Linked DNA regions of Mus musculus: region 2 is linked to region 1. The links are chromatin loops, found by intact Hi-C in ENCODE. Cell type or tissue: heart. All regions are shown on one strand. Each heading gives the region's core, and the rest is flanking DNA. Links, peaks and the distances in the headings are about the cores only. Region 1 overlaps Zfhx3 (zinc finger homeobox 3). Region 2 overlaps Zfhx3 (zinc finger homeobox 3).

Region 1 (8,324 bases), core at 286-8,285:
ATCCGAAGCGGTACTGTCCATCTTCAGGTTGGGCAGGTTCATGTTCTGGGCCAGGTAGTACTGGTAGAGCTCAGCCTCAGCGGGCGAGGGGAGGCTGCCGAGCCCCAGGTGGCGGTTGTGCTGGATCTGGGTCATGTTCTGTTGAAGCAGCATCATGTTGTGCATGTGTTTCTCACTGGTCATGTGAATGCGGAGGTTCCTGGCCACGTTGGTCTCGTAGTCGCACACCTCACACCGCCACGTGGGTTTGGTTTTTGGTTTGGTGGGGGAGGGGGCACCGCAGGAGCTGCCGATGTTGGCGGCGGCCGCTGCTGCAGCTGCGGCGGCGGCCGCGGCCCCGGCGCTGTGGCTGAAGACCTGCTCGCCCCCTCCGTTCTGCAGGTTCTGCATGTTGTTGAGATGTTTGTCGGACTGCATATGAATACTGAGGTTGCCTTTGGTAGTTGTGGAGTAGTTACACACCTCGCAGCGGAAAGGCTTGTAACCACACGTGTAGCTCTCGCCTCGTGCCAAGCGCGGGTGGGGCTGCCCGCTTTTGCAGTAGACGCAGGAGCCCCCTGGCTCCGGGTGCTTCTCCTTCATGTGCGCCTCCAGTGTCTGCTGGTACTTATAGTGCCAGTTGCACTTGGGGCACTTGAGCGTCTTACACGAGTTACGAGAATGCATCATGGTCATGTGGCCGCCCAGCGAGCGTGAGGAGCCCAGGACCGTGTCACATTTGGGGCACTCCACACCGCTACCTGAGGGGCACTCCCCGACCCCAAGCTCGCAGAGGGAGCCAGCGTGCTGGTGATGAGGGACAAAGCCCCCATCATCGCCCTCTGTGCTTTCATTTGGTTCTGGTGCTGTGGCACTGTCTTTATTGGCACTTTCGTCAGCGAAGTCCAGCCTCCTGCCCTCTGCCACGTTGGCCCTGACGCCCTCACTGTTAAAGCTTAAACGACTCCTCCTGTTCGCACCATCAAAGACAACAAAGTTAGAAGCAGAGTTAGAAGTAGTAGAAGCTGGGCCCCTCGACAGGGTCTGGAGCACATTAGGCATTAAGGGGGAGTTAGAAATGCTTTGGTTTGAGAGAGCAAGGTCCTTTTTGCTGCTACCACCTGCGGGGGCCCCAGACTCCTCGGAGGGCCTGTCCTCCAGCTCCTCCTCCAGGTCATTTGGAAAGAGTCCTTTGCAGCCCTCCTCTTCCTCTTCCTCTTCTTCCTCCTCCTCTTCCTCCTCCTCCTCCGCCTCTTCCTCCTCCTCTTCCTCCTCTTCTGCCTCCTCTTCCTCGGCTGGCTCTACTTTCTCGGAGAAGCAGTCCTGATGACCCCCCGATTCTTGCTTATCTCCTTCAGCTGCCCCAGAGTCCTTGCCCTCTGAGGATTTGGTAGGACTAGAAGCCAGAGGCCCCAGGGGGACTGAGGTAATGGGGGTCTTCAGGACCGAGCTGGTAAGCCCGCCAAGGTTCAAGAGGGTGCTGGGGGTCAAGAGACCAGCCTGGGGCTGCTCAGGGCCAGCAGCGGCTACGGCTGGGAGGGCCTCCTCCCCTTCCATGCGAATGCCACTAAATTTACCATAAAAACTGTGTCCGGGGCCTATGAGGTTAGCTGTGGAAACTAAAGGGTGTTGAAAGTTTTTGTTTTTTGGTTCCAGAAAACTTACAAGGGGTTCCTTGTCTTTGCCAATCCCTTGGATGATAGCGGAGATGTTCTTATTGCTAAGAAGTTTCCGCTCCTCTTCGCTCAGGGTCATTCGATGGTCGTGCACCGCGTGGGTCACAAATGAACGCACATACCCAAAGGAGAGTTTGCACAGGAAACACATCAAAATGGGTTTCCTCTTGCCGTAGAGCACAAAGCCATCGAATTTGGACAGGTCCACATTGTTGGGAACATCTTTGGATACGCAGGAGCTTTTGGCAGAACCATCGCTGTTCAGGTAATCCTTGTTGCTTTTGTGTCGCACGTCAAAAACGCGGAAGCTGTGCAGGACAGGGCTGAGCCCCGCCAGGGCTGAGGTATTCGGGAAGGCCGGGTCTGAGCCTTCAAACCATTTCCCGAAGGATGAGGCTATGTGGAAAGTGTTGATGATCTGCGGGTACACGGGTGCAGCACACGAAGGGTCCCCTTGTTTCCCCCCCACCCCTGGGAGAGAGTTCAGGAAGAGCGAGGGGACAGCCCCGCTGCCGCTGCTGCTGCCACACGCGGCCCCGCTCTGGGCCAGCTGGCTCAGGCTCTCAACAATGTACGCGGAGCCGTCTGGCTGGTAGACGATCTCCCCGGCCAGGTTCTCCACATCGCTCTCCTCCTCGCCCTCCTCGCTGGTGTCGCTGGCGCTCTCCTCTCGCAGGGCCGGCGGGGGATGCGTGCCAGGGCAGTGATGCTCCATGTAGGTCTGGAGGCTGGAAAAGGAGGCTGAGCACTCGTTGCAGCTGACCTCCTTGCTGGCGGGCTCGGCGGGCGGCCCAGCGGAGGTGCTGCTGTCCGCCAGGCGCTCATTGAAGGGGGCCCTCAGGCTGTCCAGGGGCCCATGGCTCTCGCCTGTGGGCTGCTCCATGCTACTGGGTTTGTCGGGGAGGTGGGCGCTGTTGAGTTCAGTCCATTGCCGGTGCTGAGGGATCCCGCACCCATTGTCCTTCCCCGAGACGACGGGCGAGTCACAGCCTTCCATGGTAAGGCCTGCTTGGAGCTTTCATTGCACCCAGTACGGATCGGACCTGAAGGGCGGAGGCGAGGGGGGGTGGGGAGGAGGGAGAGAGGGGAAAGAGAGAGAGAAAGGAAAGAGGTTAGGAGGGCTGAGGCTAAAGTCCCCGCGTGGGGTGCTCTAAGAAAGCTTCTGTCCACACCCACGACACAAAGCTTGCAGGGCAGAGGGCAGACTGGGGAACATGGCCCCTGCACGGTGCGGTACAGAGAGGGCAAGAGGCACCATGGACGACACAGCCGGGTCCATGCGTTGAGTGGGAAACAGGGAAGCGGTCAGGGATAAGCCCCTTAGACTTCACACTGTCTGTCACTCTACAGTTCGATCCACTGGAATTTTCACTCCATGCCATCAGGGCTTTGAGACAGGCTGGGCAGGGAGCCACAGTGGAAGAGGCTTAGCATCTTTCCAGTACCCAGTGAGGTCATGGAATGACCCGCCCACCCCCCCCCCAATACAGATAACTTACATGAAGCCATCTGTAGCAGATCAATTGCACTGGGGGGGGGCATGGGGGGGGGACACCAGGGAGGATGAGGGGAAGAAGCTGTGGCCACCTTCAGAAAGAGCTGAGTGACATAGAGAAATCAGTGCCCGTGTGTCAGGTTTGGTGAGTTCAAAGGTCTACAGGGGTCAGAGGGCAAAGGTAAAGGCTTAGGTACATCCTGAAAAGGGCCCAAGGGGGACAACGGCCCACATCCCTCCCCATCGGGTCTCGGAAACATCAGAAGTCACATGTCCCAAGCAGTAAACCTTCTAGGGTAAATCCTAACCGAGGCCGGTGCCACGATTCTCAACCATCAAACTGAAGAGAAGACCCCCTCCTTCACCCCCAAATTCCCATCTCCTTCACCCCCAAACTAGAAAAGCTTCCTCGTCTGGAGCTCAGAAGACTTCGCAAGTGAAACTACGAAGGCACCAAGGATGAGGCTGGCCCGACTTTCAATGGGGCAATGCCTCCTTGGGGAGCAATACCTCCTTCTGCCCATCTGCAGGGAGCCTGTTCGCCATGCGCCTTGCATGGGGTGGGTTTCCCCTAGCAAAGGCAGAGACGGCAGCTGGGCTGATGACCAAGGCCCTCTTGCACAGCTGCCTCTTGGTTATTAGTTGCTGCCCTAGCAGCTGTCCTGCAGCCCTGGGGCTTTTCCGTTTCCGACTCCAGAGTGCTACTGAGCTGAACTTGCCCTCTGAGAGTTCATGTCCCTGGGGAAGGTAGCAACAGATCACAGGCTGCCTGGCTCCTGTACCATCACCTCCTCGGGGGTGGTTATGGCCTTGTTGCAGGTCTCCTACAGGTGGCTCAGCACCTGTAGGAGACCTGGTTCAGTCTTTTAGTCACAGACCCCAGGCCATCTGGTCCCTGCTCTGCCATCTAGCTCATTCATGAGCAGCAGACAGAGCTTTTGGCTAGGTTTCATCTCCCTCCATCTCCTGCCAACCTTGTCTTCGACTTTCTGTATTTCTCCGGGCTTGACTGCATAGTGAGCCAACAGCTCCCCCTCGGGAAAAGGAGGAGAAGGCAGGCTTGCAGAGGCCTCCAAAAGGATGTGCCATGATTGGTTTAAGACTCTCACGCACTCACTTGTCCAATCAATCGACTGATAACCTTGGCCTCTGTGATGGTAAAAGTTCCGTGTGCCTTAGAAACGACCTGTTCGCTTCAAACAAATCACCTCACTAAACCAGCCCCAGTGGCAAATGAGACAGGGCTTCCCACAAGGCTTAGCTGGGATCTAGGTGAGAATCGGGGGAGGCTCTTCCTAAGGACATCCCTGATTGGCTGGATGACACCTGATTGACAGTTCAAGCCCAAAAGGATGGCAGGTCTGAAGGGGCGGGAGGGTTAACAGCCCGATTGTAAAATCAATGTCATAAATGCTTGGTAAGTTACAGGAACATGCGGGAAGGGGAGGCCACGATTGATAAAGGAGAACAGCTTTGATGCTGCACCAGGGACTTGTTTATTGACAGCAAAGCCAATCTCCTCTCCAGCCTGGGTTGGGCCAGAGAAACCTGCTAGCATTTACCAATTAATTGGTGGGCTTTGCTTGCCTGGCTCTCTTCTTCCTCCTCCATGAACTGGCCGGCTAAGGGGCTGGGACTTTAAAAACAGAATATAACAACAACAACAACAACGACGACGACGACGACAGAGAGAGAGAGAGAGAGAGAGAGAGAGAGAGAGAGAGAAAGAGAGAGAGAGACTCGTTTAATTTGTTCCCTACTCCCAAGCAAGTTACTAGTTCTGAAAGACAGGGAACTGGGGCATTGGGTCTGGGGGTCGATCCTAGGAAGGTGACAGCCCATAAAGATGCAGGTGGGAAAGAAAGCCCAGTTTCCAGGCCCAGAACGCCTGTGTTAGAGCTTCTCCCCGATACCCACTGACTGCAGGCGAAACTTTTTAAGGAGATGCGTCAATAGCACTGTCCTGAAAAATGCAGGCTCACACCCCACCCCAAACAGACCTGTCAGATACACATCATCTCTGGGGACCCTGAATTAAAGTTTGAGATGCTGTTTCACGACATCTTCACCAGACGACCAGCCTGTCTGTTTCTGTATTGCCAGGGCAGGAAGGCTGCATGTGTCCTCCTGCCTGGGTCCCTAGCAGATGCAGAGAAGAAGGAATAGACTGGGAAGGGGGTGGGGGTGCGCTGACGTGAAGCAATCTCTTCATCCTGCCCAGTCTGGCAGCTCATGGGCCTCGGGGCATCCACTACTCTCCCACCCAGCGAGCTTGCTCTGTTTATCAGCCAGTCAATAAGAAAAAGGTAGTTCTTACTTAAGGAGGCAGAAGTCAACTCGGCAGGTCGATCAGCGCTCTGTCTGTAAACATGGTTTCCCGTAAAATCAATGCTCTTCAGTTACAGAGGGCGGCCTGGGAACCAAGTGGGTCCCCACACTTTCACAGGAAGCCCTGCCACTCAGCATTCACAAACCTCTCCTCAGCCCCCTAAGCCCTCCCCTCCAGCCCTGACCCCATCCCACAGACACTCCAGTCTGGCTCACCCGGAACTCTCAACCCTTCCTGCAGGCCAATTCTTGGTCCCCTGGCTACTCCCGCAGGTTCCCTTTAAATGGCCTCAATAACTACACTCCAATGCTACTTGTTTAGGAATTCAGTTCAGATTTTATAAAAGCACATCTTTCCGATGACAAAATTCAAGGGTAGACACGGAAGCGATCCATCAGGCGTTTGTGCGCACGCACTGTTGCTCCCTTCTTTGCTCTGCGGAGCATTTAAATCTGCCATTGAAAAGTACTCAGTGCACAGGAATTCCGGCACCTTAGGAATCCCCCAATACAAAGGGGGGGGGGTATTGTGTGAGAATATCAAGGTTCCCTGTTTTAAGGCCCACTGCAGTTTTGGAAATATCAATCTCTTTTAAAAAGATTGCTTTGCAAGGATAGAATGCTACTACCAGGTCTGCCACACTCGCCTGGGCAACTATCTCCCTCTTTAAAGTGAGAGGGTGTTTGTTGTAAGGAAAGTTCAGTTTTATTCCATGAAGGAGGCAGGGGGGAGGAGGGAGAGATGAATGAAATGCCTCAGTTCTGGTAGGCTGAGTAGGGGTGTGTGGTTCTAAGGAAGGGGAGGGGGCTCCTGCTGCTCCAGCTCCCATCGAATTAAACATGAACAGTCACACTGTGTAATTTTAAATTGTTAATTAGCACAGGGTTAATTAGGCGGTCCTTTCACGAGGGGCTGTTTGGCAGGAAACCAAGAAGGGAAACAAAGGGGAAAGCAAGAAAAACAAAGAGAATAGAGACAGCAAGAGAAACTGTTGCCTACGTGGAGAACCTGCAGGGCATCACCAGAGAAGTCAGCCAGCAGGCAAAGGTGCCTGGTCCTCTGGGGACTCCTTGCCCTGCCCTAGGGAGAAATACAAGGATCACCCTTCTCCTGGGACCCAGGCAGTGCACAGCACATGCTGCCAACATGTTTTGACTCAGCAATTTCTCCATTCCAGGAATTTATTCTAAGGAAACAACCCGGGAGATGTGTGGACATATGAGATTGTTCATAATAAGATTTAGGACGAAAAAAAAAAGGGGAGAGATGGAAATAATCGGGCAAAAAACAGAGAATAAATAAATTAGAGTTCATGGAATTCAACATGTTATAAGGCTGATGATGCTGAAGAAAACGTTTACAAGCACTGCAAGCTGATCAGCTGCAAATGGAGTAAAGTGTGCATTGCTAAACATAAAGCCATCATCATGTATTTCTATGAAAAAATGTTAGGAAGGTAAATTCGAGAAGGTGGGGTTATGGGTGAGTTCATTTCCTCCCTGTGCCTATATTTCCCCAAAGCTTTTTTAAAGGCTTTATAATGGAAACATCACTTAATGAGTTAGGTACCGAATCAGTATCAACAGGCTTAATCATAACTGCTCTAGGGTGGGTGCTATTCTTATACCCATTTCAGAGATGTAAAATTGAGGTAGCCTAAATGACAAAGCCAGATAGCTGCTGTAGGATCTGTGTTCTTAGCTACTCGGGATATTTTTTCTTTGATGTCTGCTGTGAGAAAAGACAACAGCAAAGCATGCTGATAGCCAGTCTTTGCATTAGATCTTCATGTGCCCAGAGACTGTTTCAAGATCGGGGACTGCTCAGACCTACCAGTCCGAACAGGAGAACTTAAAGTGGCCCTCTTTGTTTTTTCTGCATAGCATCAGAAAGCTAGAAGAGACCGCGTGAACAGAGAAGCCACACGGACGGCAGGTCCCATGTCCTCGCTTCTTTTCAAGAAAGGAGGGGCATAGTGGGACCGAAGAGATGGCCCAGTGGTTAAGAAAGCTCACTGCTCTTTTAAGGACCTAAGACCCCAGCTGGGCTCACAATACCCTCATCAGGCAGCTTACGACTGCCTGTGAGTCCAGCTTCTAGGGATGTGGCACCTCTAACTTCCTTGGGCACCTGTACTCATGTACATGTCAAATGAGAAGAAACAAAAAATAAAACAGGAATGCAGGGTCCAGAGAGATGGCTCAGTGGCTAAAAGTACCTGCTCTTCAGTCCCCAGAACCAAAGGTAGGAGGACAAAGCCAACTCCTAAATGTTACCCTCTGACCTCACACACAGTGTGCCAATCCACTGTCACACGTGCCTACATGCGCATCATAAACGTGCAATAATAATAACAATAAACCTGGAAACTGAAAAGGGCATAACTTAAAAGCTGTACACCTAGAGATGCATCCGCAAGCTCGCTCGCTCGCCCATTATTTAAAGTGAAGCTAGCATATGTCCGGATAGATATGTTCTCCTGAGGAGGAGGCTACAAATGAGCATGGCGTGCATAGTAAGTACAGTGCCTCCCAAAGCCAGACAAGGGAAAGAGTGATGTATGGGAGCATCATTGTCAAAGTTAAAAGAATGGGCTGGGTGTGGCAGCGCGCGCCTTTGATCCCAGCACTTCGGAGGCAGATGCAGGCGGATCTCTGCGAGTTCCAGGACAGCCTGGTCTACAGAGAGCCCAGGACAGCCAGGGCTATTACACAGAGAAACCCTGAGTGCAAATTCTCCCTAGGTTTAAACAGCTTCCTCTGAGTGAGGGGAAACCTCTCGGCAAAGGAGGAGAGCCTTGGCAAACGGCCCGTGAGAGCACACATAAAGGAAACCAAGCAGAGAC
Region 2 (8,324 bases), core at 249-8,248, 110 kb before region 1:
CGCTCAAGTCAAGCAAGGATCACGTGACCAAAGGAGGAGGCTGGCATTTTGCTCTGCTCATGAAGGGAGCCACGTGGAGACAGGGAGTCTCTAGCCGGCGACTCAGTGTTTTCAGAGAAAAGACAAACAGGAATCAGAACCAAGCTCACCAGAGACAAACCTAAAAGCCTGCACTCAGAAACAGGGCTGGCCCCCAACACCCCAGATATTTGAGTTTCTAGGCAAATGAAATAGTGCCTCACTCTCTGCCCCGCTGGAAAATGACATCCCAGATATCATTTAAGCCGGAAACTTACCAGGCTTTAAAGCCAGGACAAAGGACAATGCTTGCACCCCCCTCCCCTTTTTATGTCTCCATGATCTTTTCGGGAAGGGTGGATCCCAGAAGCACTCTAGGTCCGGGGTAAGTCCAAGGCTTCGGGTGGCAGGGTTGCTGCCACAGGCCCGAGTCCCAGCCGCGGAGAGCCCGGCAAAGTCAAGTAATTGTTTTTCCCCTTCCGCTAATAAGCTTTTCAGTAGGGGAAGAATTCAGCTTCCTGTAGTCAACAGACCCTTTTTTTCCCTGCCTCTCCTCACTCCAAATAATCTAAAGTGACTGCAATTCCAGCCCTGCCTCTCCAGCATTCAGCTCCACCAGCTGGGGTCACAGGGTGTCAAGTGAGGGCTCTCCTTTTCTCTTCTGCTCTGCCTGTACGCCGCCCGTGCTTCTTTGTAACTGAGGCAACCTTCCTCTCTGGCCCAGCCATTATGTGGGCAGCACATGGGCTGTGCATTCCAGGAAATGTCTCTTACGACCCAGACAGCACCGGAGGGGGGATCTCTTCACTGGGAACTAAACAACTGATTCGGAACGGCCAACCTGGGATACCGGAGGCTGGTGACCCGCATTGCCCATCTTAGGAAATCCACGGTCGCGAGATGGTCAGGCGTGTTAACGTGGGCGGCTGCTCGTGGGACTCTTTGGTTCAGCTTTCTGAAAATGATTCTCATCCCTAGATTCTCTTGTGTGTCTGTCTTTGTGGCTCATGGCGGTGTGGAGGGTACATCTTCATGTGTACATGTGGAAGCCAAAGACACTGTCTAGCGTCTTCGATAGCTTTTCTGCCTTTTTCAAGACACGGCCTCTCTCTGAAATTGGAGCTCACCTTCAGTCCTAGAAATCTTCCACCTCCTGCCTCTGCCTCCCTAGCACCAGGAATGTGGGTACATACCTCAGCACCTTGCTTTCACCCCGTTTTTTACACGGGTGCTGGGAACCAGGCTTGGGTTTGCATGGCAAGCACTTTGCCCACTGAGCCATCTCTCTAGCCCTCTGTTCCTAAATTCTTTGTCTTAAGGTCTTGCTAAGTGCTCCCGTGGTCAGTACTTCCAGGCCTAGTTCTTTGTTGAATCGTCTGCAAGTGGATGAATAACTGGGAAAGCAACCCTGCTCACACCTTGCCTCATTTCAAAACACAACTTCTACTGAGGAAGGCAGCAATGAGGTGTGTCCCTTCAGTGTCTTCAAAGAGGGAGACCTGAAGAGCACAGAGCTGAAGGCCAGCAAGCACACAGAGAGATGGAGCAAATGACAGACAACACAGGTGTGGGGAACCCTGAGGGAGGCCATGTTAGGTGCCTGCCCTGCAGGTGCACAGAAAGACGGCAGTGTGCAAACACACACGAGACTTCCTCCTGGAACTAAGGCATCAAGTGGGAGACAGAGGCAGGACCACAGCCCCCTGCATCCTTCTTCCGACCACCATACCCAATGGATATGCAGGCTGGAAGGGGGCGGGGGTGGGGGAGGCTGTCTCTTTGTATCCACACAAACACCTGCATCCCCACCCCAACACTGTGCAGACCCAATGCAGTGTGTCCTTACTCCTGGCCGCAGACAGGCCTGTGATGGGAATTTATTTCCCTCAATTAGGAGCTCTTGTCCTCGGTCTCAGTTCATCAGCATGGTGCAGCCAAGTCAATGAATGGTTCCACAATGAGGTAATCACATGCACAGGGACGGCTGCCGGGCTGGCAGGGGCTGTAGCCACGCCCAGCCACGCCCAGCCCAGCCACGCCCAGCCCAGCCACATGGGCTCTTCACCTGGTCCCTGCAGGTCACCGCTCACCCCGCCTGTCCACGGAGCCTTTTCTTTGACCTGGTCACAGAAGCTTTAATTGCAGAGTGAGGATACAGGCAGCTGGGCACATGGGGGCTAACCCAGCGACGGTGATGCGCTCGCTTGCTCCCTGTCCTTTATCACTACCATGAGAACCAGCCCCACGCCCAGCTAGGTGACATACACTTGTGCCTGATGGGGGACACGGTAGCCACACAGCATCCACTTGGCTGAAGTAATGCAATCCACCGTTCCGTTCCACAGACGAGGAAACTGAGACTGAGAGAGGCTCAGGGACGGGTGAAGGGCACAGGCTGGGGGCCGACAGGGCTAATGCCAAGGCACATGTTTCTAATGGTTGGTTATGTTTTACAACTACCACTGTGGCTTACAGGGGAGCACACTCCCCTGCCATCTATTGTCAGCCCACTGGCTGTTCACCTGTGACACCTACCCTAGGCACGAAGGCCAGCCAGAGCAGTGACTGAAGGCAAGGGTCACACAGGTTCTGGAGGCCAAGGCCTGACAGGTTTTGTTGGCCACTGCAGGGCCAGAGTCTTTGAACACACGGCCACCGACTTCTCTTCCTCCTTTTCCTCCTCCTCTTCCTCCTTCTCATTACATCTTCCTGTGAGCACACACTACCTTGGGCCCAACTACCATGGCATCTGGCCTTGGTTGCAGTCCTCTTCACATGGAGGCCCCCAAAAAGTTTCCCCACAGAAAGGCTACCATATGCTGATAAATACACGTGAGTCTGATAAAGCCGGCTCCAGGGTGAAGAGATGCACATGGGAAGGGGACTACCACCCACCCGCTGCCTAGGCTTGGTGTCGTACTGAGACATGTCTCGATGCCTGGTAAGCCAGCAGTGGTCACCAGGCGCCAAAAACATGCACGGGGCAGCTGAGAGGATAACACGAGGAATGAGAGTAGGATTCAAGATGGCGGCAGGGGAATCCAGGATTGTAATGGCACAAAGATACATACATCAGCCACCATGGCAGATCCTTTTGTGCATCCCTTTTCTAAAAGCTGTATTGCCTGTGATGTAACAGGAGCCTCTACAGAGGCCCTGAATTAGCCCTTATGGAACTCGGAGGGGGACAATCAACAGAAACTCAGAGTTGGGTGGGGAACTGTGTTTTCTTACACTGGCTGTTGTGGATGTAAGTCTGCTCAGCTCCCTGCACAGAAGAGAGGCCTCTCCTAGTGAACTCACACTCCCCTCTGTGGTTGGCTCCATAGGCCTCCCTCTTCCCTGTCTCAGGGATATGGCTGGACAGCCAGGTTTGGTAGAAAAGCACAGAGCTGTGTGTGGCTCTCACCAGGGCTGGCCAACTTGCTGTTCCGCTCGCCAAGAGAGGAGAGGGACTGGAGACAGGCCAGGCAGGGGGGAGGAGGCAGTGGGAGTCAGGTAAAAAGTGCCTACCTTTGGGAGCCCCTTCCAGGCCTGCCAGGGATGTAGCAAAGGCAGAAAGACTAGGCTGAGAGCCAGAGCAGGGTCAGGAAGGTATGCCCCCCCCCAAGGTGGGGGGCAAATGATAGAGCCTGGGGGGTAGAGGCCAGAAAGTGGAAACTCAATGAATAGGAAGCAAAGACTGGGCCAACTCTGTCCAAGGAAAAGCTAGTGTGGGTTTTCCTCATTGAGCAAAAGCCAGAAGAGGCAGCTCGCCAAAGCCAGGCTCCACCCCACCCCACCCCCCATTTCATTTCACCAAAACTGTGTTTGGGGAAGGGGCCAGGACAATCACTGGAGCCTTAGCTTGGCTCGTTCCTTTTACAGTGCATTTCCCAGAATAAACCACCCCAAGGCTTCATCTATCTCCAAAAAAGGAAACTGCTAAAAACCCTTCTTTCTGTCCAGCCCCTGAATCACACAGACAGAGAGCCGCCCCCACCTCTGGGTTTGGGGATGGGGAGCAGAGGAGGTCGAGGGGCGACTGCTTAGGTCTGACCCTAATTGCTCTTGTGGATGCTGTGCAGTGTGGGGGGCTGATCCCCACACTGAGCAGTTAGGGACTTCCCAAAGCATTAACCTTTCTTGGAGTGTACTGTACTGGGAGGTGCTCCCTCCGCCGCCTATTCAGGGGCCCTATTGATTCACTGCACACTCGGTGCCTTCAAAGTTGTTTATGATCAATATGCAAATTGCTCATGGCATTGATCTAGTATTAATTTTCAATTAGGGAATCCACAAGGGGTCTCTGAGGGTCAATACCTAACAATGCAAAGCGAACTCCGCTGCAGAGAACCACCCGGGCCTGATGTTGCTAAAAGCTTCCCTAAGCCACCTCCTTCTATGGCCAGGCCCTCTGGGCTGCTCCTGTGCATGGCTCATTTGGTTCCCTGTGAAGTCAGGACCCCTTCATTCGGCAATCTCGCAGGCTGGATCCGTGGCTGCTGCCCTGTGCCACCACCACCCCCAGGCAGTGCCCAAGGAACCCTTCCTGGCCTTCCAGTGTGCTCCCCTGACATCCAGCCTCTTGAGTTGGTGCCCCCGGGCATGCCTCCTCAGCTCCCCGGCTCCCCATGCCACACCCTGCCCAGACCACTCTCTCCCCCGGCTCCCCAACCACACATACCTTCTTCCTCCCTCTCTCCCTCTCCCTTGTTTCTGCTTAGTCACGGAACGTCACCTTGGCATGCTGCCACGGCTGGAGCTGGCGAGCTGCATGGTCCCCAGAAATCTCAGGCAGTCAGGCAGAGCCGCCAGGCTGCCAGGTTATACTTGGCAATCACCCCACTGATGTCATTTCAGAAAACCAGGGGAAGGGAAAGGGCCCCGGCTTCAAATCATCTGTTTCTCTTTTCTTTTAGCAAAAAAGAAAAAAAAATTCTTCCTAGTGAAACGTGGGGGTTGGGGGGCTTAATTACTTTACCAACCTTGCTCATGGTTCCCAGAAGAGGCCATGGCCCGCCCTCCAGGAGCGCAGGGGAATGCCTGTGAGCTTCAGATGGGGTGTCCTCAGGGAGAACATGCCCAGCTGGGACCAGAGTGACCTGGGGACTCAGTCATTCCATTACACCCCTAACAGCCCTTTGGAGACCTGTAGGAAGGCTGTTCAGCGGAAGGGTAGGAAGAGAAACGCATCTATCCAGCTGCGCCTCCAGGTGTGGGGCTCTGCTGCACTCCAGTGTTGGGGCTCAGCAAGCTGGCAGCCTTTTCTCTCTGCCAGGATCAGAGATGTTTCCTTTCTCCACCTAGAACACTCTGCAGAGGGCTAGGATCTCTTCCGTGGAGCTTCCTGAAGACCCAAACCATGCCACATGGGTAGTTAGTTATCTGCCCGCTTTCTGTGATGCCATGCATTGGGCTAATCTCTGCGCGTTAGCTAGCTAGGCTAATTGGTTTATGGATAACATTAATTACCATGTTGCTCATTAATGGATGAAATCTTTATTGGTGCCATTGATCAGGAGACTTGTTAGCTGGCCTCCTAACCAATGGTGGATGTAACAAGCTCTCTTATTGGCATATCAATTAATTCAATCAATTCCTGGCCAGCGGCTGCCATTCGGTTTCCGAGTTGCTCAGGGACAGGAGACAGAGCCATGTCCAGCATGCCTGGACTTGAGCTGTCTACCAAAGCCCAGCTGGTCTGGGTGCTATTCAGGGTTCATCTAACAGAAAACAAATGTCCTTTTCTTTCCCCTGCTCTTGCATTTGAAAACCATCCTTCTATATTTTAGGGATGACAGAATGGTTTTGTTGTGTGTGTGTGTGGGGGGGGGGGGCGGCTATGAGCTGGAGGGAGATAGTGGAGGGACTGGGGCAGGAAACAGAAGGACTGGAAAAGTCAGATGTGTCTGCAGAAGGGGCCAACACAACAGTCTGATCCCCAGGCTGGAACCTGGCCATGCTCGCACGCAACCATGGGACCAGCATGAAAACACCTACTCCAGCCATCAGCTCTTGGGACAATCTAGGGCACTGTCTCAAGCCACTGGCCTCTTCGGAGCAGTCACACCAGCTGTTCTGTGCACCGTGGACACGCGCACTAATACCCAGCAATTACAGGCATGAGTTGAAAATAGTATCACACACATCTTTCAATCTGAGCTCCTGCATACAAAAAGACTACCACATCAGCAACAACCACTGCCCATTGGCATCACATGATCAGCTAACCTACATGCAGAAGCGGAACTCTGCTGTTTCAAAATATATACAATAGACCAGTTCAACCATACCTATATGATGGCAGCCATAGTCGGGGAGATGTTGTCAGGCTCAGTGAGTGTTTAGGTGCACTGTTTTAGAAAAGAATTGGGGTGCTGCAGACATGGGGTGTGCAGAGTTAGAGCTGGACCCAAGTGACTTCTAGTAACTACGAATGCCAGAGAATTATCACGACGGCAGAGGGGGTGAGCCAAGCCTTCGGCTTTGAGAAAAAACATGGAGACTGCCTAGCTCTCAAGACACAGTCTTCAAAGTACTAACTGGAGTTCACCGCCAAAACCAGCACTTGAAATATTACTCCAGGCCTGTTTCTAAAGTTTAAGCATGTTTTCTTTTGTTTTGTTTTGGGGGGGGGGTTTAAAATTAAATTTAAAAAAGGAAGAAATGACTGTTCCACTCTGTGGTACTAATGCTATTTGTAAACTTCGCAAACACGAGCATTTAGTTGAAGGACAGTTTGTACAAGCGACAAAAGCCAGCGAGGAGAGGGTGTCATGGAGAAAGAGAGCAGCCGTTTCCCCAGCAGTGACAGAACACAGGCGCTGGCTGAGGCCATGATGGGGGACGTAATTCTTAGCGTTTGAAAGCACAGCTCGGGGCTTCTTGGATAAACAGTGGAAATGTTTCCTCTCTTTTATAAATAGAAAATGACATTTTTTTTTCCAAGTGGGACATCAGCACTTCCACAGTCTCGGGACAGAGGAAGAGTCTGGTCCTAAACAAGGACAATGCCCCGGGTAGGTGTCATCCTCCCAGACAGCAGAAGGAAGCAAGCAAGAGGCCTCACTGGGGAAGTTCCTCTCTGCATAGGAGAAGGCTTGTATGGGGGCGCCTGCTGGGGGTGACACAGTGGTCTCTACTTCCAATGAGAACAATCCTGGGTCCTTCTGATGGCAAAAAAAAATCCCAATATACGTCAAAGAATATATGATGTCTGAACTGCTCTCTGGCACCCACAAATACAGGAGTTCTGCCTTCCTTTTTTTAAAATTCTGATTTAATCTTAAATACTGTAATAGCAAAGCACAAGTGCATGAGCCAAACTTTAATTCACTGGAGTTCTCTTAACCAGCCGGAGGGCCAAGGTAACTAGTTTTGTTAGGAACTTTGCTTAAAACACTTGACACGTTGGCCTGACAAAACTCTTGGGAGATTGCAAGTCGGGTTACTTAAAACCACTACTGTTTGGAAGTGCTTCTGTGTGAATGGGGTTTATGTAATAACGGAGCGAAACCACGACGCACAGGGAAAGCAGGAGCTGCACCGGTACTACTGAAAACTATCGTCTGAAATTTCACGTAGGTCCCCCTGGACACGCGTGACTTTGCTCTCATTCTCTGACACGAGTAAATGTCACAAATATGAACTCTCGTAGTAATAATAGGGACTTTAAAAAATGTCTACACATTGGCTTGCAACTAAGGTTTTAATTTTCCTTAATTAAAAATATTCACTTTACGCATGCAGGTGCTTTGACTGAGTATGTCTGTGAACCACGTGTACATGGCTGGTGTCTGCGAGGTCAAAGGAAGTCAACGGATTCCCTGGAACCGGAATTTAAAGATGGTTGTGAGCTTCCATGTGGGTGCTGGGAACCCAGCCCACATCCTCTGCAAGAGGAGCCACGTGCCCTTCATCTCATGGTCATCTCTCTAGTCTGGACTTTTGCATGCTTTCTGCTCTTCCAAAGGACCAGAGTTCAGTTCCCAGTTCTGACACTGAGCATCTCACAACTGCCTGTAACTCCAGCTCCAACAGACCTGACTCCCTCTTCCCGGCTCCGCAGGCACGTGTACAAGTGGCATGCATACCTGAGCGAACACAAAGACGTCACATAAAAATGGAAATAAATCTATTCTTTAAAAGCAGAACTCTAAATTAACAGAGTTTATAAAACCACTGTACCATCTGGTGTGCAGCCCGACTCAGTCTGGAGCGTTGTCTTGGGAGGACCTTCCGGGAGATGCGTGGGTACCCTGAAAAGTTCCCATCAAGAGTTCAACATTCGCCTAGAGTGGATGTGATAGGGGTGATAGTTTCTG

Evidence for each region. Peaks named below come from ENCODE experiments on the same cell type or tissue, not always from the same donor. Only the 100,000 strongest peaks of a DNase experiment are listed, where the experiment ranks them.
Region 2: it touches region 1 in a loop (2.0-fold over the local background); 4 of 42 quality-filtered maps call a loop at or near these places.

What each region holds. Positions count from the first base shown.
Region 1 is chr8:108,786,576-108,794,899 of GRCm38, reverse strand. It overlaps Zfhx3 (zinc finger homeobox 3), which reads right to left. Exons shown (of 10, transcript NM_007496.2): 2 at 1-2,698. The coding sequence starts at 2,652. Among named protein-coding and RNA genes, the nearest start is that of Zfhx3, 76 kb to the right of the region's middle. In heart, for the core only: a CTCF peak has its summit at 4,185; DNase peaks (open chromatin) are centred at 3,839 and 4,109; H3K27ac peaks cover 249 bases.
Region 2 is chr8:108,893,074-108,901,397 of GRCm38, reverse strand. All of the region lies in intron 4 of Zfhx3 (zinc finger homeobox 3), which reads right to left. Among named protein-coding and RNA genes, the nearest start is that of Mir3108, 40 kb to the left of the region's middle. In heart, for the core only: no CTCF peak of the experiment used is centred there; a DNase peak (open chromatin) is centred at 4,757; H3K27ac peaks cover 5,300 bases.